Linked DNA regions of Homo sapiens: regions 1, 2 and 4 are each linked to region 3. The links are chromatin loops, found by intact Hi-C in ENCODE. Cell type or tissue: OCI-LY7. All regions are shown on one strand.

Region 1 (8,000 bases), 120 kb before region 3:
GGTTAGAAGTTGAATCTGTAACAAAAGAGCCTTTTCACAGGATGGGTAATGACAAATACACAACCAGAGGAGCCCTTAACTGGAAGTGGAAATAAGGCAGCTGCCAACACCTCCACTTCAGTTTCCCTGCTAGGTTCAAGAAGCAGAATCTCTTTAAGTTCAGGCTCCTAGACAACGCTTCAGCTGGAGACCAGACCAAGGCTACTCTACTGAGATTGGGAGGTTCCTATAGAGTCTCTGGGGCCAGGAAAGTGAGGAGGAGAAACCTCACCACCCTTCCTAAAGAGGTTTGCCCTGAAGAGAGCAGGCTGCGGGAGTTGCCCTGTGCCCAGAAGCCAGGGTGCTCGGCCTGCGTCACCTTGGTGGGGGTGAGGATGCTGTTGGGACATGAGCCTCCTTATTGGCCGTGGCTCTCTTTGTGGTTCTACCACATAGCTTATCCTGCTTCTCCCTAGAATCAGCTTCAAAGTGGTGCTTAAGCAGTGATATCCTGATATCCTTAGATCTGTGGTTTCTCTGGCATCATCCCTTCCCCGCATCCACACTCTGCATGGTTTGCTTTGTTCCTTTTCTGTAGCAGTAGCTTTCTCTTTTGCTTGTTCTTATGTGAAAGCTCCACTGAGGCCAGGACCCAGTGCTGTGGAGCAGGAACCTCACCGAGATATAGACACTGAGCCCTTCCTCTGCACTGGTGTCATCATTATTATATTAGCATAGGAAGGACTGACAGAGATGGGGGTAAAGTGGCCAGAGAAGATGATAATGGCTGGGCATGGTGGCTCATGTCTGTAATCCCAGCACTTTGAGAGGCCGAGGCGGGTGGATCACTTAAGGTCCGGAGTTCGAGTGCAGCCCGGCCAACATGGTGAAACCCCATCTCTACTAAAAATACAAAATTAGCTGGGCATGGTGGCGGGCACCTGTAATCCCAGCTACTCAGAGGCTGAGGCAGGAGAATTGCTTGAACCCGGAGGCAGAAGTTGCAGTGAGCAGAGACTGTGCCATCACACTCCAGCCTGGGTGACAAAAGCAAAACTCTGTCTCAAAAGCAAAAACAAATAACAAAACAAAACAAAACAAAAACCCCTACAAAACAAACACCCCCCAAAAAACAGAGAAGATGGTAAATCACAAGTTGAAATCAAAGAGAGTAATCCATGGAGACACGAAAAGTGCATAACACAACCATGAACAACTAGAAATGTGTCACCTGTCTTCTGGAAGCTGAGGGCGGAATAATTCCCCCAGGATGTTCTTCTGATGTAGCGAATGAGAGGACGAGCCTATTTGTCTCGTAGACGAAGCTGGAAATTTCAGCTCAAGGGTTCAGGCTCCTCCCTGTGCATCCTTTAGAAGTAAACACAGACTAAAACCTGCCATTATGCAGTATATTGCTGCTGTGATGAAAAGCACTATGATGTGCTTGAACGAATAAGGACAAGATTGCAACAGAATTCTCAGCATATTAATAGAGACAGGCTTTCAGAGGGACTTGCTACTCATTTACTGTCACTTTCTTAATGACAATGGAAAATGCTGGCTCCTCTTCTATATCCAGGGCTACACATTTAAACAAAACACTCTTATTTCCCGCTCAATGCTATCTCTGATTTTGGCAAAGTACAGGTGGGTGAGAGTATTAGATTTTGCAGTTATTTCTTGAGGCATATTTAAGACATCAAAGATAAAAACACATGGAGTCACGTGTAATAATCTTAGAGTCCAATAAATGACTAGCTACTTGATTAAACCAAATGGCATTATAGCATGTTAATAAGGATTAAACAGACGCATTTTCACCGTCATTACTTAGATGGAATGAGTATTTTTTTTTGTTAACTTTTATTTTAGGTTCAGGGGTACATATGAAGGTTTGTTATATAGGTAAACTAGTGTCATGGGGGTTTGTTGTACAGATTATTTTGTCACCCAGGTACGAAGCCTATTAACCAATAGTTATTTCTTTCTGTTCCTCTCCCTCCACCCACCCTCCACCCTCAAGGAGGCCCCAGTGTGTGTTGTTCCCTTCTCTGGGTCCATGTGCTCTCATCGCTTAGCTCCCACTTACAAGTGAGAACATGCAGCATTTGGTTTTCTGCTCCTGCATTAGTTTGCTAAGGATAATGGCCTCCAGCTCCATCCATGTTCCCATAAAATACATGATCTTGTTTTTTATAGCTGCATAGTATTCCGTGGTGTATATGTACCACATTTTCTTTATTCAATTTGCCATTATGGGCATTTAGATTGATTCCATGTCTTTGCTATTGTGAACACTGCTGTAATGAACATTCACATGCATGTGTCTTTATAGCAGAATGATTTATATTCCTCTGGGTATATTCCCAGTAATGGCATTGCTGGGTTGAATAGTAGTTGTTTTTAGCTCTTTCAGAAATTGCCACATTGCTTTTTACAATGGTTGAACTAAGGTACACTCCCACCAACGGTATATTTGTGTTGTTTACTTTACAACCTCGTCAACATCTGTTCTTTTTTGACTTTTTAATGACTGGTGTGAGATGGTATCTCATTGTGGTTTTGAAGACAGACATGCAACCAACAAGCATATTTTAAAAAGCTGAATATCACTGATCATTATGGATAAGCATTTTAAGTTAGATAACTGATAACAATTATATTCCTTATTTTAAATATAGTCATTGATATACTACAAATTGTATTTCTCTCTCTATGTTTGCCTATAAAATTTATTTACTTAATCAAAATGGTTGCCTGATATAATTTCCCCTGCAAAAGTTGTCAAAAGAATAATGTTATTGCCTTAGGCAGGAACTCAAGCACAAAGATAAAAAGCTGTATCTGAGTATTTGCTGTATTTTATTTGTTCACATTTAGCCTATTTGAGGTTAACACTACTTCATTTGACAGTTTAAAAATCATCCTGTAAATAGAATAAAAAACAACAGCAGCAATAGCTAAAAAAAGGACACAATGTATAATAAAATAAAGGAATGTGTTGAAAGAAATATTCCAAAGAAGCAAAGGAAATGAGACCATGATTATGAATTCAACAATCAGAAGAAAAAATCGTCCAACATCTGTAAAAAGCAAAATCATAACAGTAATAAAAAAGAAGCAAGAATTCAAAGTGCAGGTGCGCTAGCTTTCATTTCCACATCCATTCAGGAAATAGAGCATACTATTCTTTTATATAAAGTGACAAGTTCTGTTTTTAAAACATTCAGTTACATTATCTTGCAGATTTTTTTTCAGTTTACATTATCTCTACATTGATTTGATGGAAAGATGGTCATATGCGATATGTGGTATAAATTTCTTCAATCTATGGAGAATACGGAAATGGTAAAGTTGACTGTTTTACTTATGTTTTTGCAGTAAGAAGCTAAACATCCAGTATCAGAAGCATCAGTACTTTTACTCTTTCAAAAACAAAAGCAAAGCAAAAGCAAAAACCTGTCATGAGCCCTCTGTCTTTGCTGCTACTTTCAGATTCTCTGTGACAAAAGACTGTTACTTTTCACTGAATTCTAATGAGTTGACGTAAATAATCAGAACAATTTCTTAAATGCAAAATTGGTCTGGTATCTGTCTAAATTGGTCAATACAAGTGTTATTCTGGAATCATGTAAAAATCACTTACTTTCATAACTGTTTAGAACCCCAAATGTTTTCCCTTTGAAGGGGAACATCTGTGGAATATGATTTTGAATAGAGGACTTCTATGAAATATATTTCAAATCTTAAAAATATTTTTAATACTTCCTAAAGTGGTATAGGATTTACCCTCGCTGACTATGCCTTCCATTTAAGAACAGTCTTGCATTTGTGGCTTTTCATTTTCCTTACAGCTCTAATTTTATTTAAAAAGCCTGAATACACAAATGACTGCTGCCTTACTTAGCATTAAACAGTACTATTTTTTAAACCATGTATACAGCTCAACAGCAAGATTAATAAGTTATAATACACACATATCACTGACAGATTCATCTTTTTGTTTTTTAGAATTCACGAAATAAACTGTATTCTGGTAAATCCCCTCCCCGCAACAAGAGTGTAATGTACCTACATTGAGGTGTTTAAATATTTCTCCAACAGTTTTCATTGAATTACATTATGAAAACACTAGGCTTCAAGCCAGGTACTAATAAATATTTAATTTAAAAGAAAGAAAGAAAAAACTCAACACAGAAGAACATAAAAAATCCCTCCCCTCCCTCTCCTCCCACTCCCCCGGGAAGGCGCCCGTGTCAGCCGGACATGGCCGAGATTTCATAGTCACTGGCCGAGGTGAGGGGCTTGCCCATCATCCGGATGTTTTTTGCACTGGTAATCCTGGCCATCATGCACACGGGCTTGTCAAAGTACTTGACCAGGGCAGGCTCAGTTAAGAGGGAGGCCAGGAACTGCTCGAAGGTGATGGCCCAGTCCCGGTCCAGGCTGGTGCTCCGGGGCAGTGCCGCCGTGCCCTGGCCGCTCCGCACCAGGACCGTGTCCTCTCCGATGTCCTCGCAGTGCAGCTTGTCCTCCTCGTGGGAGCCGGCACTCAGCACCGAGTATGAGGACATGGAGCTGTCGTCCTTGGTGTCGTCGTCAGAGATCAGCATGGAGGAGCAGGCCCCGTTGTCCCGGGGCGAGGAGTCCTCCAGCTTGATGTCCTCCATTTGTCCTCCAAGGGAGTGTTCCTCGCTGTCGGGGGCCAGGCTGGCCGGCAGGGGCTCAACAGACTCCACCACGTAAGGCTGGCCTGGCCCTTTCTTGGGGAAGAGCACGCCTGGGATGCCCTGGTGGCAGGACGGCCCACTGCCTCCGCTCCCGCCCTCCTTTGCAGGCTGGGCCACGAACAACTTGCCGACCTCCCCAATCTCCAGCAGGAGGCTGGTCACTGCTGCCGTGGCGTGGTACAGCTCCTGCTCATTGGGGTCTTCGCTGAACATGTTATACATTGTCTTACACAGTTCAATGAACTGCCCCTGAAAAGCGATTTGGAAAAACACAATGTGAAATCTTGGGGGAGCAGAAAGGCAGCACTGAAGTGGACTGTAAAGCCATTTAAATGAGAACGCCTAAAGATCCCTGGAAAGTCCTCCGCCTAGGCTGGATGGACATGTTTAAAGTCTCCTATTGATGTTTCTATTTTTAATTTTTATTTCTTTTTGAGACAGGGTCTCTCTTTGTCGCCCAGGCTGGAGTGCAGTGGTGCAATCACGGTTCACTGCAGCCTCAACATCCTGGGCTCACATGAACCTCCCACCTCAGCCCCCCAGGCACACACCACTATACTCTGCTAATCTTTGCGTTTTTTGTAGAGATGGGGTTTCGCCATTTTACCCAGGCTGGTCTTGTACTCCTGGGCTAAGTGATCCTCCTGCCTTGGCCTCCCAAAGTGCTGGAATTACAGGTGTGAGCCACCACACCCAGCTTATTTTCCCAATTTTTTAATTTGAAAATTTTCCAACATCTATGAAAGTTGGAATGAAAAAGTAAACATCCATGTACAGCTCACCTCGAGTCAAGAAGGACTATGTCATACATTTGGCTCAGTAACTTTTTTCTTGTTCTCTTTTCCCTTTTTGAAACATCTTAAGGAAATCCGAGACTCATCTATTTTCACGTCTACACACTTTAGCATGCACCTCAATTTTTCCAAGGTTAGCTCCAATCCCTCCTCCCACGACACATGCCCCATCTCCCTGGACAGAAGTAATGCTTTAGTGCTTTCAGTCTCCACCCAGATGACTTCTGTTCTTCAATTACAAAACTTAGCATTTTCAGCCTATAATTATTTATATTGTTTTTTTCTTCCTCATTTCACCAGGTTTTTAAGGAAAATGTGCAGACACCTTTATAGCTAAGCACGGTGATCTGAAAACAGCAATGTGTTTGTCTTTCGAGTATCTGAGGGTATTTTTAATGATTGCAATAAGATGCATTTACTCTCAAAATGGAATATGTTGTGGTTCACATTTCCTCTGAGGAAGTCGTTTTTTCACAATGGAGCATATTTTTGATGCATAAATACATGCACAAAATAGGTCCAAATGGATACTAAGTAAAGGCCCCAGTTATTATTTTTGATGGGTATTGAGTCTACATTTATCGATGACTTTTCAGTCATAGAAAAAAGAGTGTCCAGGTTTGAAGCGAATGATTTGAACTTTAAGCACTTACCTGATTTAATTTGGGTAAATCCTTTGCATTCTTTGACTTAGATTTATTTTCTGGAGTCCACAGTCTCAAATAATTACGATTTTCTTGGGAATTTGCTCTCTTCCCTACAACCCAAATGTCAAGAAATAAGTGCTTACAGGCCAAAAAACAAGTGTACAACCAGCAAGAAGGTAAACATATAGAAGAGAATATCCTTACCTTTGTCTGGCTTTAGGCTCACCGTAACAAAGCCATCATCTGCACCCTGTTTGCTTCTGCTATCCAATCCAACAACTACCAAGAAATGGTTCAGAAGAAAAAAGTAGAATGTTATATAATATGACCATGGAATTAGCATTTGTAGTGGAAAATAGAAGACTCTCTAAGTAGGGTTGCCTGATTTAGCAAACAAACAAACAAAAAAAAACTCCTCAAAACAAAACAAAACATTCAGTTAAATTTCAATTTCAGATAAACAACAATTTTTGGGGGGGATAAGTATAACCCTGACATTAGAGGGGACATACTTATACTAAGAAAATTATTTTGTATCTGAGATTCAAATTTTACTACATGTCCCATAATTTTATCTGACAACACTATCTCCAGGTAAAGGACCTCCGCAGAATTCTTTCTCACAGCTGGGGTTCAGTGTACAATAAAAAATTAATGGAGGGTCAAGCAGCGTGGCTCATGCCTGTAATCCCAGCACTTTGGAAGGCCAAGGTGGGCAGATCACCTGAGGTCAGGGGTTCAAGACCATCCTGGTCAACATGGTGAAACCCTGTTTCTACTAAAAATAGAAAAATTAGCCGGATGTGGTGGCACATGCCTGTAATCCCAGCTACTCGGGAGACTGAGGCAGGAGAATTGCTTAAACCCAGGAGGCAGAGGTTGCAGTGGGCTGAGATGGTGCCATTGCACTCCAGCCTGGGCAACTAGAGCAAAACTCCATCTCAAAAAAAAAAAAATTAATGGGATAATGCCACATAGCCTTTAGTACTTAAAAAATGGTAGTGCTTGCCCCAATGAATGTTGATTTCTCTCCTGTCTTTTCTACATTATCATTTAACTTTGCATATATGAGACAGATTTTTTTTGCCAGACCCTGCAAAAGATCCAGAACTCACTCTTTCAAGGAAATTAAAATCTATGTTGGCAGAAGAGAGAAAATTTTTTTTTTGCTAAAATGTTACATGCTATAAAACTACTTCAGATTTATAATTTGGTACTTCAAAAATATGACTTTTAAGGAACCCACTTATAACTGTTTTGTCTTCTTAAAACGAGACATTACAGGGCACATAGGGACTTCAAAATAGAGAGGTGTACAATGCCCTCAGTTTCCCATGCAGTTTGTTGGCTGTTAGGGTGCATTCCAGCACTTCTTCAACCACCCAAAGCTGGCTGGTCAGACAGAGATGTGGCCTTTACTGTATTACGTGTCAAATTAATCTCAGTAGCTTTTAAGACACAGTGAGGAAAGTGTACTATGTGTTGTTGGGAAATTCCTCCCCTCTTAATGTTGAAAATGATGTAGGCAACAAGTGGATTTTTAAAAAATATTTAATGTATGGTAAGTCCATGCAATGGATACTATATAGCCATTTAAAAACCACATTTTCAAAGAAATTTTAATGACAAAGTAATATTCTCACTGGATTTCAAGTAAAAAAAGCAGGATACAAAACTGTATAGGTAGTTTGATCCCAGTTCTATATACATATATCTGTGGTGTGTATGTGTACAATTTGAATAAAAAACTGAAATATTTCAAGGTGAATTATTAGTTATCTTTATATGGTAAGATTCTAAGACAGTTTTGGCTTACTTATTTTACCCGTACCTGAAACATTTCCATGCAA
Region 2 (8,000 bases), 65 kb after region 3:
CATGAGCCACTGTGCCTGACCAACAAACATCAAATTTTATTCTTAGAAACTTCCTGTAACTATGAAGTCTTTTTTTTTTTTTTGGAGACGAAGTCATGCTCTGTTGCCCAGGCTGGAGTGTAGTGGTGTGATCTCTCTCACTGCAGCCTCTGCCTCCTGGGTTCAAGTGATTCTCCTGTTTCAGCCTCCCTAGTAGCTGGGATTACAGGTGCATGCCACCATGCTTGGCTAATTTTTGTATTTTTAGTAGAGACGGGGTTTCACCATGTTGGCCAGGCTGGTCTTGAACTCCTGACCTCAAGTGATCCGCCTGCCTTGGCCTCCCAAAGTGCTGGGATTACAGGCGTGAACCACTGGCACCCACCTGTATTAAGTCTTGATAATAATGATGAAAACTCACATTTTGAGCCCTTAGTATGTGACAAGCACTGTGCTAAACACTTTAATACATTAATTTCTTAATCCTTGTACTAATAGAAATTATGAATCTGAAGTACAGAGAAGTTAAGTAACTTGCTCCAAGTTGCACAGATAAAAAATAGTGGAGCTGGGAGAGGAACCCAGGCAGCCCCTAAAGAATACATATGGAAGGCTATGGGATAGTTTGAGCCCACCTTCAAGAATCATTGTTTTAGATATTTATAGCACTGCTTTTTTCCAGAGTTGATATATAAAACTCTAGGCACTTTTTATAACCTTTACTGAAGCTACGGTGGACTTGGATTATAGTCATTGATTTCCTGCATTAAATTGTCAGCTCCAGGAGGTCAGAGAACCCATCTTGTTCTTTTGTTTTCCAAGGCCCTAGAAAAATGTCTAGCACAGAGTATTGGATCAATAGATGTATATATACTTTATTTAATTGTTTCACATAAAAATGCTTACCAACATATTTTATTTTTCTGCTGATCTCAACATTTATTATTCCAGTAAACATGTATCTAGCACAAGCCATGTGCCCACTTCAGACATGGGGATACAGCAGTGATAAACTTACACATGGTCCTACCCTCAGGGAGTTTGCAGTCTAATGGGGGAAACAGACACTAAAGGAGCCATTAAGATGATGAGATGATAAGAGAACTATGGATGCCATCCCAGCACACTGTAAAGGGGCTGATCCTAAAAAAAGGCCAGGGAAGGACTTGTGAGGAAGTGTTGAAGGTTGAAAGCTGGAAGATGAGTGGTAAATAGGTCAGATGAAAGGGAAAGGGGATATGTTGGAGAGAATATCTTAGATAGAGGAACAGTGCGTTGAAAGGTCAGGGATGGCCAGGTGTGATGGCCTCACACCTGTAATCCTAGCAGTCTGGGAGGCCAAGGTGGGATCGTTTGAGTCCGGGAGTTCAAGCCCAGCCTGGTCAACATGGTGAGATCCCATCCCTATTTTAAAAAAAAATTAAGAAAGGTGCAGGGATGAGAAGCACAAAGCATTTGTGGACCTACAAGAACTTTATTGGGTCCTTGAGCCTAGTGGACATAAGGGATAAAGGCCAGCCATAAGGCAAGAGAATTAGTCATGGGCCAGCTCTGGGAAGGCCTTGGTAGGAGTATGGAATTTCTCACAAGGTACTGGGAAATCGCTGTAGAATTTTAAACATAATTAATGTTTTGCTAAAATTTACGTCCAGAATGATTTCACTTGTGGGCAGTGCAGAGAATGGATTCACTTGTGACAGTGCAGAGTAGGAAGTAAAACAGAAGGTTGGGAAACCGGTTAGAAGGTTATTGCAATGGTCTTAGTGATAGAGGATAGCAATGGCCAGGATGGAGAGAAACTTGAGAAACAAACACCTAGCCAGCCAAGCAGAGCAACCAAGTTTCTAATGAAAGTGTTAGTCAGACCAGAATTTTCTCCAACTGCGTCATTAACCTCATCACTTGCGATCTTTAAGAGGAAAGAGTATATGCTCTGGTTATTGTTCTGATTCTAAATTTTGTCCCAAAGATCAAGAGTGCAGTACCATCTTCACAGTGAAGATGCACTGGACAGCAGTGTTTAAATGGTCAACTATGGTTGGGAGGGAGGGGGTTGAGGGACCAGAGGCTGAATATTGTAGTTTCAACCAGAGAGAGTCATACATCAAAATTGTCTGTAGAGCTTTTTAAAAATAACTATGCCCGGTCCCCATCCCAGATCTGTGGATTTACAGTCTCCAGAAATGGGGCTGGGGAGTGTGCACTTTATAAAGCTCCATAGAATATTTTGATACTCTATGATTTAGAACTTTGTGTGTAGGGCATGAAATACTGAGGGCTTGAGCAGGGCTTTTCAGAGAATACAAATGTGGGAATTAATAAGGAGGTATAATTTTCAGGACTTGGCAACCGACTGGATGTGACCCAGATGGCAAAGAGAGGTTCTACAGATAGCGGTATCTGTGATCGTCCACTAGACCATTTACAACCTGGGCAGAACTTTTGTGAAAACTGGATAAAGTCACCTCCCTAAGCATAGAGCTTGGCAAGCTGAGCCAGGTGCTGCCATCAGGCCATGGGTTCTATATGGCAGTCCTGGTTTCCCACCTGGAAACAGGAGGTCCAGGCAGCATAGGTGAGCTGGTTAGCAAAGACACTGGTAGATTAAGTTTGGGTCAAAGTGTGTTGGGTAAGCAGGAAAATATTCATCTATCCTCAGGTGTTAGAGCAGGTAAGTGGAAATCCTGTTTGTTGAAGACCAAGGATTGAGCTGGGAGATATTGGCGTAGTGGCAGAGCTGAAGATCTGCATTGTTTGATACAGTCAAAGGGAAGACTGCAGATAGAAAACAGAGTTCTCTGTTACTCGAGTGTAACTGGTGACAGTTAAATTAAATGTACTGGGAAGAAACAATCACTTAGAAAGTAACCAATGATACAACAAAATTCCCTCCATAAAACTTAAATGTTATTTTCCGGAAACTTTAGCCTAAAAAGTAGTAGGAAATTCCATGGTGGGGTAACAGGTTTTATGGGAAAAGTAGGACAGAAGAACCAACCTTGGCGGAACTTATGAATATTGTCACATTTTCTAAACTCAAACAGTGGAGGGCATACTAACTAAATAGACTGTTAGTAGCATTAAACCCAGCCTAAGTTAAAGGGTGCTGGACAGCTAATCGCCGTGTACCACCTCCTGGTTGTTAGACTCTACAGGATTTCTTCCCCCATTTAATCGAGATGGTTGCAAGTTCATTTTGCATTATTGCAGATAATGTTTATTTGCATTTTAAGATATGTTTACTTTATTCCTGTTCTACTCATGTGTCCAGTCTTCTCTGATTTGGAGTTGTTTTCTCCTGCTTCCTGGAGTAACTTGGATATTTGGAAAGGAACATCTGCACAACTGAGAAGATTTTTTTTTTTAAACTCGTTTATTTATGCAGAGGGTCATGAAAACTTCAGCCAAAGAAAGCAGAGCATTGCAAACTGTTAGTTCCTCTTAGAGGTTTCAGTTCTCTTCTCCCAGAAGATAACAGCTAATAATATAAACAACATTCTTTCAACATTTCCATCTGCTGAGTGTTGGGCTCAGAGTTTTACATATGTTGTGCTATTTACCCTTACAATAACATTGTAAAGCAGGTGATACTATCATCTCCATTTCAGAGATGGGGAAGTTGGCTCTTAGCCTAACAAATTTGGTCAAGGTCAAAGCAGTATCATTAGTCAGTGGTAGACATAAATTTGAACGCAGATTGGGCTAACCCTGAAGCCCTAAATCTTCTCTTTTAGAATTATGGTAAAAGACACATATGTTAAATCAAGTTTAGCCTAAAGCTGCCTCCTTACGTATTTTAAGTTCAGCCTAAAGGTTTTGCTGTACATTGTAAACTATAACAAGTGGAGGTGTAAACAGACCATAGCCTACAGTTGTGCCAATCACCAAGTTTTGGCCAATGAAATGTAGCCAACCGTTCGAACGGTGTTCGAATAAGGCAAATGCAGACCTGTAACCAATCCAGCTGTTTCCGAACCTCCCTTTCCTTATTCTGTCCATGAATCTTCCACCACGTGGCTGCCTGATTTGTGAATAGTTCATTGCTCAATTAAACTTCTTTAAATTTAATTCAGCTGAAGTTTTTGTCTTATCACATAGATTTACCATCTTAACCTTTTTTTTTTTTTTTTTTTTTTTTTGAGACAGAATCTTGCTCTGTCGCCCATGCTGGAGTGCAGTGGCATGATCTCGGCTCACTGCAAGCTCCGTCCCCCCGGGTTCATGCCATTCTCCTGCCTCAGCCTCCCGAGTAGTTGGAACTGCAGGTGCCCGCCGCCACGTCCGGCTAATTTTTTTTGTATTTTTTTAAGTAGAGACTGCATTTCACCATGTTGGCCAGGATGGTCTCTATCTCCTGACCTTGTGATCCGCCTGCCTCAGCCTCCCAAAGTGCTGGGATTACAGGCGTGAGCCACCATGCCCGGCCCCATCTTAACCTTTTTTAAGCGTACAGGTCAGTGGCATTACATACCTTCACATTGTTTTGCAAATATCACAACCATTCATCTGCAGAAGTTTTTAATCATCCCAGACTAAAACTCTGTACTCATTAAACAACTCTAAATTCCCGCCTCTTCCAGTCCCTGGTAACTACCTTTCTACTTTCTGTCTCCATAAACTTGACTATTCTAGGTGCCTCATATAAGTACAATCATACAATAGTTGTCCTTTGGTGTCTGGTTTATTTCACTTAGGTTCACTTAGTTTTAGCACTTATAAGGATTTCCTTCCTTTTTAAGGTTGAATACTATTCCATTGTATGTCTATTCTACATCATATTTTGTTTTGCCATTCATCTGCGGATTGGGTTGTTTACACTGTTCGGCTATTGTGAATAATGCTGCTATGAAGATGGGTGTACAGGCCGGGTGCGGGCACGGTGGCTCATGCCTGCAATCCCAGCACTATGGGAGGCCGAGGAGGGCGGATCACTTGAAGTCAGGAGTTTGAAACCAGCCTGGCCAAAATGACAAAAACCCTCTGTCTACTAAAAATACAAAACTTAGCTGGGCATGGTGGTACATGCCTGTAATCCCAGCTGCCTGGGAGGCTGAGGCAGGAGAATTGCTTAAGCCCAGGAGGTGGAGGTTGCAGTGAGCCAAGTCTGTACCACTGCACTGGAGCCTGGTCGACAGGGAAAGACTCCTTCTCAAAAAAAAAAAAAGGGTGTACAAATATCTGTTCGGGTGCCTGATTTCAATTTAAGGCCCTAAATATTAAGCACTGCTCCACAAAGCAGCAAGATCCAGCAAGGTCACAGCTCTGAGATGGAGGCTGACCAGCCTGCAGCTTCCTTTATGTAATCCAGTACGAACATAGCCTCACGGGAGAGGAAAGAAAGGAATACAGGAACTTCGTCTTCCTCCCCACAACTTCCTAGTTGAAAAACAGATTCTACTATTGTCGACCTGATTGTACTTGGAATCAGTTGCAGAAATCCTGAAACATAAGCCACAGCTCTATTTCTTCTCTTTCAGAGTTAAAAAAAAAATACACATTTTGCAACAGTATAGAAAATACCTATTTTTAAAAAATGCTCTGCGATATAACATGACAACTCTCTCTCTCTTCTTTCTTTTCTCTCTCTCTCTTCTCTCTCTTTCTCTCTCAGACAGGGCCTCGCTCTGTTGCCCAGGCTGGAGTGCAGTGGTGCGATTTCGACTCACTGTATTCTCTGCCTCCTGGGCTCAAATAGTCATCCCACCTCAGCCTCTCAAGTAGCTGGGACTACAGGCATGTACCAATACACCTGGCTAATTTTTGTACTTTTTGTAGAGACAGGGTTTGGCTATGTTGCCTAGCCTCATCTGGAACAGCAATCCACCTGCCTCAGCCTCCCAAAGTGCTGGGATTGCAGGCATGAGCCACTGCACCTGGCTGACAATGCCACTTCAACTACACCATCGTACCTACCTGGTCTCCCTGCCCATCTGTATTAGCTATTGTTCATACTGACTATGCATAGATTTGTATCACTTGAAAGGCACATTTCATCCTCTTTAGTCATTTTCTATTTGATGGATCAGGTGTGGTTTATGTCTTGGTAATTAATTAGGAAAATGTAAAAACAAAACTCTCCCTTCTGATTTTTTTTTTTTTTTTAGTAATTTTTCATGCTAAACATCTTTCACAGCCCTTGTCAGTTCTCTCAATCAATCTCTCTCTCTCCCCGCCTTTCCCTCTCTCCCTCTCCCCACCTTTCCCTCTCTCCCTCTCCCCACCTTTCCCTCTCTCCCTCTCTCTCTCTCTCCCTCTCCCTCTGTCTCTCTCTCCCTCTCTCTCCCTCACTCTCCCTCTCTCTCCCTCTCTCTCTCTCCCTCTCCCTCTCTCTCTCTCCCTCTCCCTCTCTCTCTCTCCCTCTCCCTCTCTCTCTCCCTCTCTCTCCCTCACTCTCCCTCTCTCTCCTTCTCTCTCCCTCTCTCTCTCTCTCTCTCTCCCTCTCTCTCCCTCTCTCTCCCTCTCTCTCCCTCACTCTCCCCCTCTCTCTCCCTCTCCCTCTCTCTCTCTCTCTCTCCCTCTCTCTCCCTCACTCTCCCCCTCTCTCTCCCTCTCTCTCCCTCTCTCTCTCCCTCTCTCTCCCTCTCTCCTTCCCTCCTTCCCTCCCATTCAATAGAATGTGGATGAGGCACACTCACATCGTGAAGGGTAACCTGCTTTATTCAAAGTCCACAGACTTAAATCTTAATCTCATCCCAAAAAGCATACTTTCATAGAAACATCTAGAAAAATGAGCAAATATCTGGGCACTGTGTCCCAGTGAAGCTGACACATAGAATTAACCCTCACAGTGTGGGAAAGGCAAGAGAAGTATATTTTATTTTAAACAGGGGAGCTTCGCTACCTGCTAGACTAACAAACAGAGGTTTTAGTGGATGAGCCGTTTAGAAATATCTTATAATTAGAGTAGAAAACAAATAAACTAAGCTCTCTACATGGGAAAGGTCAAAAAGCAGAGGCGTCACCCAGGTCCTGGCTGTGGATTTTCACAGGGTGGTGAGCAGATGGGAGCCTCCCAGTGAGAGCAGAAGGCACCTCTCCCTGGAGGCCAAGGCTCCCGAAGCTGCTGAGGGAGATTAAAAGCCTCCCTGCATGGGACAGTTTCCAGCTCCCACACCCAGCTGGTGGGCTCCTCTTTGCACTGGCTGCCACAGCCAGCAGGTTCCTATGCCCCCTCCCCAGGGCATTCAACTAGAGAAGCAGGCTTGGGGCTGACAGTGGGCTCACACCCCCTGGAGCCCCAGCAATGCCCCACTTCACTTTGCAGAGACCGTGCATCCTGGGCTGTCCTCCTCCACTCCCTGCAGATGCACTTGTTATTTTTCTCATCCTGGAGGATACCTCTATAGTTCTTCAAGGCCCTGTTCAACTGCCATCTCCACAGCGAGGTTGGTGCTGAATCCTCTAGCTGACATTTATTTCTCCTCCATGACATTGTCGCAGCAATTACTCTGAGCTCTGAACTTACACCTTCTTCAACAGATGTCATCTACCTATCTGCGTGACTGTCTTAGTCAACTTGGGCTGCCATACCAAAGTCCTACAGACTGGGTGGCTTCAACCACAAACATTGATTTCCTCACAGTTCTGGAGGCTGGAAGGCCAAGATCAAGGTGTGAGCAGAGCTGGTTTTTTCCGAAACCTCTTTCTTTGACGTGTAGATGTCTTCTCCCTGTGTCTTCACATGGTCTTTCCTCTGCACATGCAAATTTGGTGTCCAAATTTCCCCTCTTTATAAGGACACCAGTCATATTGAATTTAGGCCAACCTAATGACCTTGTCTTAACTTATTTACCCATAATCCCTTATCTCCCGAGTCACCTATCTCCCAAATAAGGTCACCTTCTGAGGTACTGAGAGGGGGACAGAACTCGGAAATTTTTGGCAGGTGGGTGGGCATAACTCTGCCCTTAACAGTGACCTTGGGTGACTTGCTTCACCACTCAGTTTCCTGACCTGCAAAAGGGGGATACAAATAATGACTATCCCATAGTATTTTTATAAAGATGAAATCAGTTAGTGTA
Region 3 (8,000 bases):
TACAGGCGTGTGCCACCATGCCAACTGTGTATTATTAATAGAGACGGAGTATCTCCAAGTTGGTCAGGCTGGTCTCAAACTCCTGACCTCAGGTGATCTGCCCACCTCCCAAAGTGCTGGGATTACAGGCTGAGCCACCGCACCTGGCTCAAAACTGAATTTTTAAGACTGGAACTCACTTTGCCCAAGTTTCCTTTAGCTTTCTAAAGGATGCACTGTAAGATCATCTTCCTCCCTCCTTTTGTAAAAATAATATCCCATTTTAATCCTTTTCTTTTTCTAAACTCAATCAAAAATGAGTACAAATCCAAGCTCTGCCTATGCTACCAGGGTTTCCTCAGGTAAATACTTCTCTGAGAACTCAGTTTCCTCATATATAAAGGGGAATAATATCTAACCTACAAGGTTATTATGACAATCAATTAAAGAATGAAAAAGTTCTCAGCAGGATGCCTGAATCACAGATTTTCGGCAAATTTTAGCTCTTCTGTCTATATATTGTCTATGCTAATTATAAAATGAATTTTTAAAAATTCATTTGTACATATTACCAAAATGTAGAATTTTCCTTATTAAGAGGCATTAAAGCTGGGCACAGCGGTACATGCCTATAGTCCCAGCTACTAGGGAAGCTGAAGTGGGAGGATCGCTTGGGGCCAGGAGTTCAAGACCAGCCTAGGCAATAACAAGACCCTATCATATTGAAAAAAAAAATTTTTTTTAAACAGAAGCATTAAAAGTAATCTAGAAGAAACAGAATTAGATAAACAAGAGTTCCCTTTTGTTTGTTCAGTGTAAACAGAGACCAAATCCTTAATGTTCTGCTTGATCTTCACTCTAGCAAGTATCTGTCCAGCATGCCTTAGAATAATGGAGCTGAAAAGGTAGGAGTGGAGGTACAGTTATGGGTGTGCATTTCTGACATCACCTCATGGAACTTCATCTAGCTTTGTGCTCCTTGCACCCAGATATAAAGTAAAAGAGTTGATTTTAGGCCCCTGATTAATAATCTCTAGACCCCTGAACTTCAGTCCAGAGGCTGAGTCATACAACAGGCCTCTTCCAAATGAATAGCTGTTCCTAACACTATGTATTAGCCAAGTTCCCATGGAAAGGTAAAAGGCCTCAGGCATCTGCTGAAGGACTGCTCTAAAAGATCTTTAATAAGTAAATTCTTTTCTGGATTTCCAAAAACAGGGACAGACAATTTTAACTTGAGGTCAACAATCTAAGTCTAGCTCCTAAAACTAAAGTGTTTTCCACACCAGTAATACCCAATTACAATCTCATCTTCCTGGGTGCAGGAGAAAGACAAGGTTCATTTCCTCCACCTACCCAGAGAGGGTCTACATAATGAACTCCCCCTTTACTCGCTCTTTCTCTTCAAACATTCACCTTATCTTATGTAAAATGCAGGTTCACTAGGCACTAATTAAAGTGTCCCAGGAATGTAACCATTGCCTTACATCATACCTTCCCCTTTTCCCACATGCCTTCCCCTGCTTTAAGGAAATGTAAACATATTAAACCTCTGGAAAACCTCTTTGGAAAAACAGCCACAGATGTGTCTGTGCTAGTGTTTTTCCCAGACATGCCCTAAAGCTGGCTTAATAAATAGAGAGGAGTGAGACTTATACCTCAATCACTCATTTTGGCTGTCAATTTCATCCAAATGAAAGTTCCTAACTTAGATCTCCAGTGGAGAGTTAGAAGGAAAATCTTAATGGATTTCCTGAGTGGATCTCACAACTAGAAAATCTAGCAATCTAATGTTCCCTGAAAGAATATGTAAATAACCTATAAACCAAAAATAAAATTCTAAGCCCTCCAACCAACTGAATGGACCTCTCCTCTCAGCCAAGGGACTTCAAAAGTAAACTGAAAAACTAGTTCAGGCCATGGTAGGAAGAATAGAGCAGGGTGGGGTGGTGAGGGCTGTCAGTCATACCTCATTATAATCTCCTCCCTTTGGAATTCCAGAAAAACTGACCAGTATTAACATTAAAACAGAGATCTGAAGACTTACAAAACAGATTCTTTGTAGGAAGAAGATACCAAACTCCAACGTGACTCTAGTATAGCATTACATGAGAAATAGCAGGCCCTAAAGAAAGAAATTGAAGTATTTTACCCCAAAATATTTCTTTGACATATTTAAAGTGGCCCTGCAAAGCTATCTCTTGTGGGGGAAATCTACATTTTGCAGAGAATCCCTTTCCCTTTCCAAATCTCCTCCAGATCCAGAAGAGATTTAATTAAGAATCTAGCACCTTTTAAGATCTGATCAGAGACATTTATCAGGCCAGGTGTGGTGCCTCACGCCTGTAATCCCAGCAATTTGGGAGGCTGAGACAGGCGGATTGCTTGAGCTCAGGAATTCAAGACCAGACTGGGCAATGTGGTGAAACCCTGTCTGTACAAAAAAATACAAAAATTAGCTAGGTGTAGTGGCATGTGCCTGTAGTCCCAGCTACTTGAGAGGCTGAGGTGGGAGTATGGCTTGAGTCCAGGAGGCAGAGGATGCAGTGAGCAGAGATCATGCCAATGCACTCTAGCCTAGGCGGCAGAGCCAGACCCTGTCCAGATAAAAACAAAAACAAAACAGAGACATTTACCATCTTTCTCGCTAAAGCCTGCTATCTGGAGGCTTCATCTACATAATAAAAATCTTGATCTCCACAACCCCTTATCTTAACCCAGAAACTCCTTTCTATTGATTCCAAGTCTTTAGACAATAACTTAACTCTTCCAATCAATTGCCAATCAGAAAATCTTTGAATCCACATATGACCTGGAAGCCCCCTCCCTTTTGAGTTGTCCTACCTTTCCAGACCAAACCAATGTACACCTTACATGGGTTGGTTCACGTCTGCCTGTAACTTGTGCCCCTAAAATGTACAAAATCAAGCTATAACTCAATGACCCCGGGCACATGTTCTCAGGTCCTCCAGAGGCTGTGTCATGGGTCATGGTCCTTACATTTGGCTCAATAAATCTCCTTAAATATTTTACAGAGTTTGGATTTTTTCATCAACAAAGCTAACAGCAAAACTGTGACATGCCATTTGAAATCAACTAGAAGCCAGTGGCAATTGCAGAACACCTTAAAAAATGACTCGCCGGGCACAGTGGCTCACACCTGTAATCCCAGCACTTTGGGAGGCTGAGGCAGGTGGATTATGAGGTCAGGAGTTTGAGACCAGCCTGGCCAATATGGTGAAACCCCGTCTCTACTAAAAATACAAAAATTAGCTGGGCATGGTGGCGGGCATCTGTAGTCCCAGTTACTCAGGAGGCTGAGGCAGGCTAATTGCTTGAACCTGGGAGGTGGAGGTTGCAGTGAGCCGAGATTGCACCACTGCATTCCAGCCTGGGCAACAGAGTGAGACTCTGTCTCAAAAAAAAAAAAAAAAAAAAAAAAAGACTGACTCATCCACTGGGCTTTTTAGAATGCACATCTGACAAGAAAAGAAAACAAAGAAAAGCAGAAGGTGGGTTATTGACTTCTTCACAGTTCTCTAGTTTCACTAGTAGAGGATGTTTTCAAATTACAAATTTCTAGTAACTATACATACACACACTCCCCACAAACCCCCAAAGAGAAAAGGTGACCCCTCCTCCTGTCTTTCCCACTCCAGTCCTCTCCCTGGTGATTCCAGTTTGCCATTCTCAGAGAGGACTATTTGTGCAAGAAGGAAACAGAAGAGAAAAGAGAGAAGAAAGAAGGTGCAGGGGCAGGGGAGAGAGGAGGAGCAGGAGGAGGAGGAGGAGGAGGAGAAAGAGAAAGAAAGAAACTACCTTTTACTGGTAGAGCTTTCAAAATGTACATACAGTATCAGGAAGGGAGGAAAAGGAAGGGAAGGAAGGAGAGAGAAAGGAAGGGATGGAGGGAGGGAGGAAGGAGGAAAGGAAGGAGGGAAGGACAGATGGAAGGAGTTACGTAGAAACAATTTAAGGTTGCTGATCAAAAATTATCTTCTCCAAAAAGCCTGAGTATTTGACTTAATGTTGTCAAACTGCCTAAATATCAGACAGATATCCATTTGCTTTAACAGCATCCTTCAGAAAATGTAATGTCTCTGTAAACTGCAGAACTCTTCCATTACTCACACATTGCTGTGAATTAGAGCCAGTTGCCTCCTAATACCTACATGAGATCATCACCAAGGGAGGACAATGATGGGACAATCATCTATGAATGGTTCTTTATGTTTCCTGTATTTTACATGACTTATCTCAGATTCTTCATAACGGGTGCTAAAACGTTATTAAGCCACATTTTAAATAAGGGAATTAAGCTCAGAGAGGAAGAGAAACTTTGCAAATCACATGTCCAACAGGTGGAGCTGTGATTTGAATCCAGCTGTCTGCTTACTAAGTGAAGGACTAAAGAGTAGAAGTCAGTGAGGGAGGCAGAGAACACAAAGACGCTGTGCAAAGAGCCACCCTCAGGGCTTTTGTCTGTGGCATTCCCTGCACACTGCTGTGCCATGAAGCAGGCATGGGCTTCCACCTCCAAGACTCAGAACTCAAGGTGGTACCTACCACAGCTGTTGGCATTGTAAGCTGCCTAGGTCCACATAATTACAAATCCTGTTCTGTACATAACTACAAAACAGGCTTTTGTGGTCAGGCCTGGGAACCATATCACAATTCACAATCTGACTCTTCATAAAGTGGGTCCTCTCTGTGCATGAGGAAGGCAAAGCAGAAAGGATATGCAGTGTCCCTAGAGCAGCAGGTCTGCCTCAACCTTTCAAATTCCTCAAATTTCTAGGACGCTTGGAGTAAATTTTTTCTTGCCTAGTTTTTGTGGCCAGTTTACAAACACCCAGAAGTTGTTAAATGTCATGTCAAATCCTGCACAAATTATAAGCATTCATTCCCACGGTTTCTTTGTAGAATAAATCAGTCTCAAGAGAAATTGGTATGGACAATGGAATTCTGTGAACAAAATTATCTTAAAGTTGATAATAATAATGGGATGGAGGTGGGGGGGATTCATGGGACAAGCAAGCAAAATCTGCTTTTGTCTGGTCATGTTTCCTGTCAGCAGCATTTTCCTATTAATAATATGTATTATGAGCCAACTCCACACACAGCTATAGACTACTGCCCACCCCAACACATAGAAGTCACCAATATAAACCAAAAATAAAATTCTGACCCCCCAACTGACTGAATGGACCCTTTCTCTCAGCCAAGGGAACTTCAAAGAAACCAAAAAACTAGTTCAGGCCATGATGGGAAGGTGGGTTTTCAGACATGCTTCATTATACCCTTCTCCCTTTCAAATTCAGGCACAACTGACCAGCATTAACATTAAAACAGAGATCAGGTCACTTTTCTGATCCTAAAGAGATTAGCTAGGTGTCTAGCACCTTTTAAAGGTCTGAGTAGAAAACACTTGCCATCTATTCCCACTAAGGGCATCCACCTGTGAGACCTCATCTACGTAAGAGCCTTGGGGCCCTGGCTGTGGCTCACACCTGTAATCCCAGCAATTTAGGAGACCAAGGTGGGTGGATCACCTGAGGTCAGGAGTTTGAGACCAGCTTGACTAACATAGTGAAACCCCGTCCCTACTAAAAATACAAAATTAGCTGGGTGTGGTGGCACACACCTGTAGTCCCAGCTACTTCAAAGGCTGAGACAGGAGAATCGCTTGAACCTGGGAGATAGAGATTGCAGTAAGCCGAAATCTTGCCACTGCACTCCAGCCTGGGTGACAGAGCAAGAGTGTTTAAAAAAAAAAAAAAAAAAAAAAAAAGAATCTCAGTCTTCACAACCCCTTACCTTTACCCAGTCACTCCTTTCTATTCACAACTCCTATCTTAACCCAGTCACTCTTTTCTATTGATTCCAGATCTATAGATAATAACTCTTTAAACCAATTGCCCATCAGAAAATCTTTCAATCCACCTGTTACCTGGAAGCCCCACCTCTTTGAGTAGTCCTGTCTGCCCAGACAAAACCAATTACACCTTACATATACTGATGTCTTATGTCCATCCCCCTAAAAAGTATAAATCCAAACTATAACCCAGCCACCTTGGACACCTTGGACATGTTCTCAGGACCTCTTGAGAATGTGCCTTGGACCACAGTCACTCATATTAGGCTCAGAATAGACTTCTTTAAATATTTTACAGAGTTTGATTCTTTTCATTGACACCAATTATAACATTAAGTTCCATTAGGAGCTAACATAAATTTTAACTGCTTTTGTATTACAGTTGACCTTTAAACAACATGGGTTTGAACTGCCTGGATCTACTCACACAGGGATTTTCTTCAGCCTCTGTCACCTGAGACAGCAATACCAATCCCTCCAACTCCTCTTCCTCAGCCTACTCAACTTTGTGAAGACGATGAGGACAAAAACCTTTATGATGAACCACTTCCATTTAATGAACAGTAAATATACTTTCTTTTCCTTAGGATTTTCTTAATAACACTTGCTTTTCTAGCTTGCTTTATAATAAGACTGCAGTATATAATACATATAACAAAAAATATGTGTAATCAACTGTTAATGTTATCAGTAAGGCTTCTGGTCAACAGTAGGTTATTAGGAGTTAAGTTTTGGGGGAGTCAAAAATTATACAGATTTTTGACTGCATGGGGGATTGGCATCCCTAACCCCCTGTGTATTTATAAATAAATACACAAGCACTACTAGTTGCAACTTTACTAATACAGTACTTACAAGCTGGCAAGATGAAAGCATTTATCCTAAAAACATACACCTCCTAACCAGTCAGGGCTTCATGAATATCACTTTGTTATTTCTCATACATTTCTGGGAATTATTTGGTTGTTTGATTATAAAATGGAAAGTCTCCCTAGTTGTGGAGGTCTCCACTGAATGCACTATGTCAAATTCCTGGACAGTCCAATGCTCTAACTCAGATGGAACAATTTGATATGGACTTAATTAGTCTGCACTCTTACCATCTCCATGCCTATGTTCTCAAATCTCCCGAATTTGTTCACCCATGTTTCATCTCAAGGTTAATAATGTGACCCAACAAAAACTGGCTTTTTCTTTTAAATCTTTGTAAAGTTCAGCGCCCTAAACATAGTTGATACACAAACACATTTCTGAGAGAACAGCTTACTGAAGGAATCACACATTTGATTTTGTATAACGAGAAACTGTCTCCATCTCTTGAGATATTTTAACTTGAAGCCCCTACGTTCTAATTCACCTGAGATCCATTAAACTCCTAAAATTGCATGCAATTTTTTGGAGTGCTTTCATTTTTCTCAAGGTAGAGTCCATAGCTTTTATTAGATTTTCAAATGGGGGGTGGTTATAAGAGGAAAATAAGATTAATATACACCATTATAATTAATCTATTAGTCCATTTTCATGCTACTGATAAAGACATATCTGAGAGGGGGCAATTTACAAAAGACTGTGGTTTAATTGACTCACAGTTCCACATGGCTGGGGAGGCCTCATAATCATGGTGGAAGATGAAGGAAGAGCAAAGGGACGTCTCATATGGCATCCAGCAAAGAGAGAAATAAGAGCCAAGCGAAAGGGGTTTCCCCATATAAAGCCATCAGATCTCGTGAGACTTATTCACTACCATGAAACGGTATGGGGGAAACCGCCCCCATGATTCAATTATTTCCACTGGGTCCCTCCCACTCAAGTGAAAATCATGGGAGCTACAACTCAAGATGAGATTTGAGTGGGGACACAGCCAAAGCATATCAGTCTTGTAAAGAATACTAAATAGGACGGGCGCAGTGGCTCATGCCTATAATCCTAGCACTTTGGGAGGCAGAGGCAGGAGGACTGCCTAAGCTCAGGATTTTGAGACCAGCCTGGGCAATATAGTGAGACCCCATCTCTATTAAATAAAAATAAAAAATAAATAAATAAATAAATAAATGCATATAAAGAAGAATACTAAATAGGCTGGATATGGTGGCTCATGCCTGTAATCCCAGCACTTTGGGAGGCCTAAATGGGCAGATCATCTGAG
Region 4 (8,000 bases), 150 kb before region 3:
TGAAGCCTAGTTTGTTGAGGGTTTTTATCATGAATGGATGTCAGATTTTATCAAAAGCTTTTTCTGCATCTGTTGAGATGATCATATGGTTTTTATTTTTAATTCTGTTTATGTGGTGAAACACATTTATTGATTTGCATATGTGTTGAACTAACCCTGTATCCTAGGAATAAAGCCCACTTGATTATGGCCAATTAATTTTTTGTCGTGTTTCTGGATTTGGTTGAGGATTTTTGCATCTGTGTTCAGCAGGGATATTGGCCTGTATTTTTCTTTTTTAGTTGTGTCTTTGACATATTTTAGTATCAGAGTCATGGTGGCTTTGTAGAATGAGTTGAGGAGGAGTTTCTTCTCCTCAATTATTTGGTATAGTATCAGTAGGATTAGTGCCAGCTCTTCTTTGTATGTCTGGTAGAATTCAGCTGTGAATTCATCTGGTCCAAGGCTCTTTTTGGTTGCTGGGTTTTTTATTTGATTCAATTTCAGAACTCAGTGTTGGTCTGTTCAGGGTTTTGATTTCTTCCTGATTCAGCCTTGGGAGGTTGTGTGTTTCCAGGAATTTATCCACTTCCCCTAAATTTTCTAGTTTGTGTGCAGAAAGGTGGTCATAATAGTCTCTGAGTATCTTTTGTATTTCTGTGAGATCAGTCATAATGACACCTTTGTCGTTTCTGAGTGTGCGTATTTGGATCTTCTCTCTTTTTTATTTGATTATCTAGCTAGTGGTCTATTGATCTTGTTTATCCTTTCAAAAAACCAGCTTTTAGTTTTGTTGATCCTTTGTATAGATTTTGGGGTCTCAACTGTACTCAGTTCTGCTCTGATTTTAGTTATTTCTTTTCTTCTACTAGATTTGGGGTTAGTTCTTATTATTCCAGTTCCTCTAGGTTCAATATTACACTGTTAATTTGAGATCTTTCTAACTCCTTGATGCAGGCCTTTATAGCTATAAATTTTCCTTCTAACACTGCTTTTGCTGCATCTCAGAGATGTTGGTATGTTATGCTTCTGTTTCCATTTATTTCAAAGCATTTTTTGATTTCTGCCTTAATTTCATTGTTTACCCAAAAGTCATTCATGAGTAAGTCATTTAATTTCCATGTAACTCTGTGGTTTTGAGAGATCTTCTGGTATTGATTAGTATTACTATTCCACTATGATTTGAAAGTATGGTTGGTATGATTTCAACTTTTTTGAATCCATTGAGACTTGCTTTATGGCTGATCATGTGGTTGATCTTAGAGTATGTTCTGTGTGCAGATGAGAAGAATGTATATTCTCTGGTTGATGGGTTGTGTGTTCTGTAGGTGTCTGTTAAGTCCTGTTGTTCAAGTGTCAAAATTAAGTCCAGAATTTCTGTTAGTTTTCTGCCTCAATGATCTGTCTAACACAATCCAGTGGGATGTTGAAGTCCCCCACTATTATAGTGTGGCTGTCTATGTCTTTTCATAGGTCTAAAAGTACTTGTTTTATGAATCTGGGTGCTCCAATGTTGGGTGCATATATGTTTAGGATAGTTACGTCTTCTTGTAGAATTGAACCCTTTATCATTATTTAATGCCCTTTGTTGACCTTTTTGATCATTGTTTGTTTAAAGTCTGTTTTATCAATATTAAGAATGGCAACCTCTGCTCTTTTTTGTTTTCCATTTGTGTGATAGATCTTTCTTCAACCCTTTACTTTGAGCCCTGGGTATCATTACATATGAGATGGATCTCTTGAAGACACATGGGACTTGTTTATCTAACTTGCCACTCTGTACCTTTTAAGTGGGGTGTTAAGACCATTTACATTCAAGGGTAATATTGATAAGTGAGGGTTTTTTGTTTGTTTGTTTGTTTTTTTCTTGAGATGGAGTCTTGCTCTGTCACCCAGGCTGGAGTGCAGTGGTGTGATCTCGGCTCACTGCAACCTCTGCCTCCTGGGTTCAAGCAATTATCCTATCTCATTCCCCCAAGTAGTTGGAATTACAGGCACCCACCACCATGCCCAATTAATTTTTGTATTTTTAGTAGAGACAGGGTTTCACCATACTGACCAGGCTGGTCTCAAACTCCTGACCTCAAGTGATCCACCCACCTCGGCCTCACAAAGTGCTGGGATTACAGGTGTGAGTCACTGTGCCCGGCTGATAAGTGTAGTTTTAATCCTGTCATCATGTTGTTAGCCGGTTGTTTTGTAGACTTGATGGTGTAGTTGCTTCATAGGTTCTGTGGTTATACACTTGTGTGTTTTTGTGGTACCAGATTTATTCTTTCATTTCCATCTTTAGAACTTTCTTAAGGACCTCTGATAAGGCTAGTTTAGTGTTAACAAATTCCCTTAGAGTTTACTTGTTTGGAAAGGATTTTATTTCTCCTTCGCTTATTAAGCTGAGTTTGGTGGAATATTAAATTCTTGGTTGGAATTTCTTTTCATTGAGAATGCTAAAAATGAGGCCCCCAATCTCTTCTGGCTTGTAAGGTTTCTGCTGAGAAGTCCTCTTTTAGCCTGATGAGGTTCCTATTGTATGTGATCTGACCTTTTGCTCTAGCTGCCTTAAAGAATTTTTCTTTAGGGTTGAACTTAGTCTCTGTCTATATGCCTTGGTGATGCTCATTTTGTATATTATCTGGCAGGTGTCCTCTGGATTTCTTGTATCTGGATGTCTACCTCTTTAACAAGATTAGGGAATTTTCTTGAATTATTTCCTCAGATATGTTTTCCAGGTTGTTTATTTTTTCTCCTTCTCTCATAGGAATGCCAATAATTTGCAGGTTTCATTGCTTTATATAATCCCATCTTTCTTGGAGACTTGGTTAATTTTTTAATGTTCTTTTGTCTTTATTTTTGTCCAGCTGGGTTAGTTTGAAAGACCAGTCTTCAAGCTCTGAAATTCTTTCTTCTACTTCATGCAGCCTTTTGTTAATGCTTTCCATTATATTTTGAAATTTCTTAAATGAGTTTCTCAGTTCCAGTAGCTGTGATTGATTTCTTCTTAAGATGTTTATCTCTTCTTTCGTTTCCTGCATTGCTTTTGAAGTTTCTTTGTGTTGATTTTCAGCCCCATCTTGGATCTTGTTGAGCTTCCTTGCAATCCACGCTTTGAATTCTTTTTCTTTTTTCTGAGACGGAGTCTCGTTCTGTTGCCCAGGCTAGAGTGCAGTGGCGCGATCTCGGCTCACTGCAAGCTCCGCCTCCCGGGTTCACGCCATTCTCCTGCCTCAGCCTCCCGAGTAGCTGGGACTACAGGCGCCCACCACCACGCCTGGCTAATTTTTTGTATTTTTAGTAGAGACGAGGTTTCACCGTGTTAGCCAGGATGGTCTCGATCTGACCTTGTGATCCGCCTGCCTTGGCCTCCCAAAGTGCTGGTGAATTATTTATCTGTCATTTCTGGGTTTTCATTTTGATTAGGGGCCATTGCTGGAGACATAGTGATACTTTGGTGGTACCTCAACATTCAGGTTTTTCATGATGCCAGAATTCTTACACTGGTTCCTTCTCATCTGGAGAGGAGTGGATTGGGTAGAGTCTTTGGGCTTTGTTTCTATAGCCCTATGCACTTCTATTGGCGGATTTTATATTGGGCTGTGTGGTTTGCCCTACAGGCCAGTAGATGGTGCTTGTGGGTAAGAGTCAGCTGCAGCACAAGCAGGTAGGTGTGTACCTGTTCTTTGTTTACTGTGAGGTGCTCTCTGTTGTTTCAGGTGAAGGACTAGACAGTGGAGTGCCTGGTGCTCTGAGCTTCCTGTTCTGTGGGAGTGGGGAAACACAGCTGGGCAGAGATTGAGGCCCTGATTTGCCCATGAATACCCCAGTGGCAAGTGCAGGCACCAGCCCTGCTGAGGGTGGCTGGGAGGAGCTCCTGGTGAAGTGCCTGGAGCCTCTGAGAGGGGGTAAGGGTGGTGTACCTGCTCCCCATCCTAGGTAGGCAGGAACTTGATTCGTTTCCCTATCACACCCCTGTTACAGGGCTTCTGATTCATAGTTTATTTATTTATATTAAAATTTTGTTATTTTAATAGTTTTTGGGGAATAGGTGATTTTTTATTACATGGAGAGTTCTTAAGTGGTGATTTCTGAGATTTTGGGGCACTTGTCATCCGAGCAGTGTACACTGTGCCATTAGTCTTTTATGCCTCATCCCCCCCACCCTTCTCCTTGAGTCTCCAAGGTCCATCATATCATTCTTATGCCTTTGCATCCTCATAGTTTAGTCCCTACTTATAAATGAGAACATACGATATTTGATTTTCCATTTTTTAGTTACTCTACTTAGAATAATGGTCTCCAACGCCGTAGAAGTTGCCGCAATTGCCATTATTTCATTTCTTTTTATGGCTGAGAGGTATTTTATGGTGTATATATACTGCATTTTTTTTAATCTACTCATTGGTTGATGGACATTTAGGTTGGCTCCATATTTTTGCAATTACAAATTGTGCTGCTGTAAATATGAATGTGCAAGTGTCATTTTCATATAATGACTTCTTTTCCTTGCTGGATCAAATGGTAGTTCTACTTTTAAATTTTTAAGGAATCTCCATACTGTTTTCCATAGTGGTTGTACTAATTTACATTTCCCTCATCAGTGTAAAAGTGTTCCCTTTTCACCACATCCACACCAGCATCTATTATTTTATGATTTTTAAATTATGGTCATTCTTGTAGGAGTAAGGTGGTATCACATTGTGATTTTAATTTGCATTTTTCTGATAGTTAGTGATGTTGAGCATTTTTTCTTATGTTTGTGGGCCATTTGTATATCTTCTTTTGAGAATTGTCTATCCATGTCCTTTTCCCACTTTTTGATGGAATTTTTTTTTCTTGCTAATTTGTTTGAGTTCCTTATAGATTCTGGATTTTAGTCTTTTGTCGAATGCATTGTTTGTGAATATTTTCTTCCACTCTATGAGTTGTCTATTTACTCCGTGGATTATTTCTTTTGCTGTGCAGAAGCTTTTTAGTTTAATTAGATCCCATTTATTTATTTTTGTTTTTGTTGCATTTGCTTTTGGGTTCTTGGTCATCAATTCTTTGCATAAGCCAATGTACAGAAGTGTTTTTCTGATGTTATCTTCAAGATTGTGCAGTGGCACTATCTTGGCTCACTGCAACCTCTGCCTCCTGGGTTCAAGTGATTCTCCTGCCTCAGCCTCCCGAGTAGCTGGGACTACAGGCACCTGCCACCACTCCTGGCAATTTTTTTTTTCTGTATTTTTAGTAGAGATGGGGTTTCTCCCTGTTGGCCAGGATGGTCTCCATCTCTTGACCTCATGATCCACCCCCCCTCGGCCTCCCAAAGTGCTGAGATTACAGGCATGAACCACCATGCCCGGCCTCTTCAAACTTTTTTAACAAGTCTTGGCTTTGCCGTTCGATTTGATTTTCTAAAAGGAAAAGCTTACTTGAATAAGGTGGAAGAGAAATAAGGGAAGCTTTAGTAAGTACTGTTTGTACAATCCTTTGTATGAGCCTACAGATGCATGGTATGACACAACCTTAACAAGAATGAATGCACTTATTATGACAGCAAGAGAAATAAGAATTGAGGCTATGATTCCTTTCCATTTACTAAACTACTTTCTTAGCTATCCTGAAATAGGGTCATTGACTCTAGAATTTTTAGTTAATTCATTGGATAAAGCGAAAAGTACTTGCAAGGCCTTTGTTATGCTCCTATTGGGGTCATTGTTGTTTGAGATGAAGGTACAACATTGGGTTTTAATCATAACACAAACTCTACTTTTTGGTCAATAACATGTCTAGAGCTATTCTGTTTTCCTAAGCCATTTGGCTAGTAGGCCTTAATTGGCCAGCTACTCTTTTGATAGCATCCTTGGTGTAATTAATAAACCACTGATGATTATAATAGATGTAATTTATCTAAGCTACATTTTTATTAATAGTTATCTGTAAAAATATAGATTCAAATCTTGCAGCTATTTGGTCATGGGCTTTGAATCTGTCAGGCACTCCCTGTGGGACTCTAATGGCATCTATGTAAACTTGAGAGTCAAAAGACCCATAAGGGGCTTCTCTTATTTTTCAGTGTTGTGGTTTTTCTTTTTCTGGTTGATGAAATGCTAGAGTGAAAGGGATAGCCAATTGGACAAGAGCACAAGTGCTGCTCCAGTTACTTGGCAGAGTGTCCATTAAGGGTCCACTGCAATACTACTATACGTCTGCTCGAGGATGACTAAGGGCAGACTGATGGGTAAGCTCTTGGAAGGGCTTGAGCTCACTACATCTTGTTAAGCTTCTAAGGAATACCAAGTTCTCCCCCTGTTGTGTGAGACACAAGGTGAAATTGATGTTGGGAGATGGAAGCTGGATGGCCCTTGGGGGCTGCCTTCAGGGTGTTGAACTTCAGGATGTAACAGAGAGAGAGCTTGGCATGACTTGTTGCCACAGGCTGTGGAATCCTGGAAAAGAGCTACTATACAGCTTATGTCTGGTAGACTGAAGGACTGTCTCAGTGGAAAGGGGACAATCTGGGCCTCTGGTCTGCCATGCGCACAAGCATAACAATTGCTTTTGTTTAACATGTGGATGGAATATTGGATCTATTGCAACCAGGCATTTACATCTTGATATCCTGTTTCAACTGCTAGAGTTTGTCTTAGATCCTTCACTTCTACAATATTTACTTTGGCATTGTTGTCGGGCAGGGTAGAAGGTTTAGAAGGAGAAGGGAAGGGGGGCAATAAAGCATATTTTGAAAAAGCCTATAGGGTCGTATCTATTGTCCTCTGCTCCTAAGCTGTAAAAGCATTCTAAAGGGGGTGCAGGGTTGGTGGAGGTAGGGGCATTAATGGAGATAATCACTGATCCAACGGTAAGGTTGACAGTTAGAGGGGGTGGTTCTTTTGGAAAGGCAGAGGTAAGATTTAGGTTGGTACAGCCTTTTGTGGGGAAGTCCTGCCATGTTCTCTGGTGGTTAGGATGACATCTGCCTTTTGAGAACATATTTCTTAACTTGGGGTGTCTTGGTACCTCCGCCATGAGCAAGGCGCAGGGTCAGTGGCTTCTCTGAAGTGGTAGAGATATTTTTCTAAAGTAGAGATTTGCCTTTGCCATTGTTCGTACTCCTCACAAGGTATAACAAGGCAAGCATCAAAGGTAATGATATGGGGTGAGTCTGACTTAGTTACCTTGATAACAAGGTCAGCAATAGAATGAGGAAAGAAGAAAGAATAATAGAATAGATGAAAGAGAGTTAAACTTTTCTTAGCTTTAGTTTGAGGGAGTTCTCCTCTTGGATAATGGCCTATGACTTCAGGGGTGGCGGTGCTTTCTTGACTTGGGTGTGATGGGTCCATCCTTTTTCTGCTGTCCAGACTGCAGTTTCAGTGGTTAGAAGCACTAGGTAAGGTCCCTCCCAGGTTGGCTTGAGTTTTCCTTCTTTCTAGCTTTTGATGAGGACGTGATCCTTGGGCTGATGCTGATGTGCCGGGAACTCTAGAGATGGCACTTATACTATGAGACTTTTGGTTTCAAGAAAAGAGAAAGTAGAGGAGAGACCAAGTATGTAATTCCTGAGGAATTGGTCTTTTGTTTTAAATGTGGGAATGTCAGCAGTGGAGTGTAAATAAGGCACTCTCTAGACTATCTCATAAGGAGAAAGGCTTATACTTTCTGAGGGGCAGTCCAGATTTTTAACAGGGCAACAGGAAGGTATTTGGTTTATGGTGACTGAGTCTCTAGAACTGATTTGGTTAAGTGGTTCTTTAAAATCTGATTTGTCTTATTTACTTTCCTTAATGAAGATGGGTGCCAAGGAGTATGATATTTAATGTCTAGGGCTTGGGATAGCTTTTTAATGATTTTAAACTTGGACACTATATTTTCAATTAATGCTATAACTGTATTATTGGCTATTGCATCTGCAAAGGGAATAGCTTTGACTTAGTGAGTGAGGTGATTTATTACCATTAATAAGTATTTTAGATGACTTATTGGAGATGTCTCTGTAATCAATTTAGGTACTTTGGAGTGGTCTTAAGCTTGGACTCCTT

Evidence for each region. Hi-C counts contacts between places; a loop is a spot of excess contacts. Peaks named below come from ENCODE experiments on the same cell type or tissue, not always from the same donor. Only the 100,000 strongest peaks of a DNase experiment are listed, where the experiment ranks them.
Region 1: a loop joins it to region 3, with 6 times the contacts of the local background. A loop is called at or near these places in 11 of 110 quality-filtered maps.
Region 2: it touches region 3 in a loop (4-fold over the local background); 5 of 110 quality-filtered maps call a loop at or near these places.
Region 4: it touches region 3 in a loop (7-fold over the local background); 2 of 110 quality-filtered maps call a loop at or near these places.

What each region holds. Positions count from the first base shown.
Region 1 is chr4:140,617,960-140,625,959 of GRCh38, forward strand. TBC1D9 (TBC1 domain family member 9) reads right to left here. Exons shown (of 21, transcript NM_015130.3): 19 at 6,355-6,429; 20 at 6,157-6,260; 21 at 2,823-4,958. The coding sequence ends at 4,236. Among named protein-coding and RNA genes, the nearest start is that of UCP1, 53 kb to the left of the region's middle. RefSeq lists an enhancer at 248-851. In OCI-LY7, no CTCF peak of the experiment used is centred here; DNase peaks (open chromatin) are centred at 3,132 and 3,412; H3K4me3 peaks cover 2,127 bases; H3K27ac peaks cover 5,521 bases.
Region 2 is chr4:140,804,579-140,812,578 of GRCh38, forward strand. No RefSeq gene overlaps it. Among named protein-coding and RNA genes, the nearest start is that of TBC1D9, 52 kb to the left of the region's middle. In OCI-LY7, a CTCF peak has its summit at 3,061; DNase peaks (open chromatin) are centred at 2,742, 3,123, 3,493 and 3,883; H3K4me3 peaks cover 2,666 bases; H3K27ac peaks cover 5,053 bases.
Region 3 is chr4:140,739,135-140,747,134 of GRCh38, forward strand. All of the region lies in intron 1 of TBC1D9 (TBC1 domain family member 9), which reads right to left. It overlaps LOC124900786 (a long non-coding RNA gene), which reads left to right. Exons shown (of 3, transcript XR_007058282.1): 3 at 6,237-6,305. Among named protein-coding and RNA genes, the nearest start is that of TBC1D9, 13 kb to the right of the region's middle. In OCI-LY7, CTCF peaks have their summits at 4,297 (motif pointing right) and 4,499; DNase peaks (open chromatin) are centred at 3,467, 4,367 and 5,637; H3K4me3 peaks cover 2,436 bases; H3K27ac peaks cover 2,857 bases.
Region 4 is chr4:140,591,556-140,599,555 of GRCh38, forward strand. No RefSeq gene overlaps it. Among named protein-coding and RNA genes, the nearest start is that of UCP1, 27 kb to the left of the region's middle. In OCI-LY7, CTCF peaks have their summits at 3,609 (motif pointing right) and 3,817; a DNase peak (open chromatin) is centred at 3,586.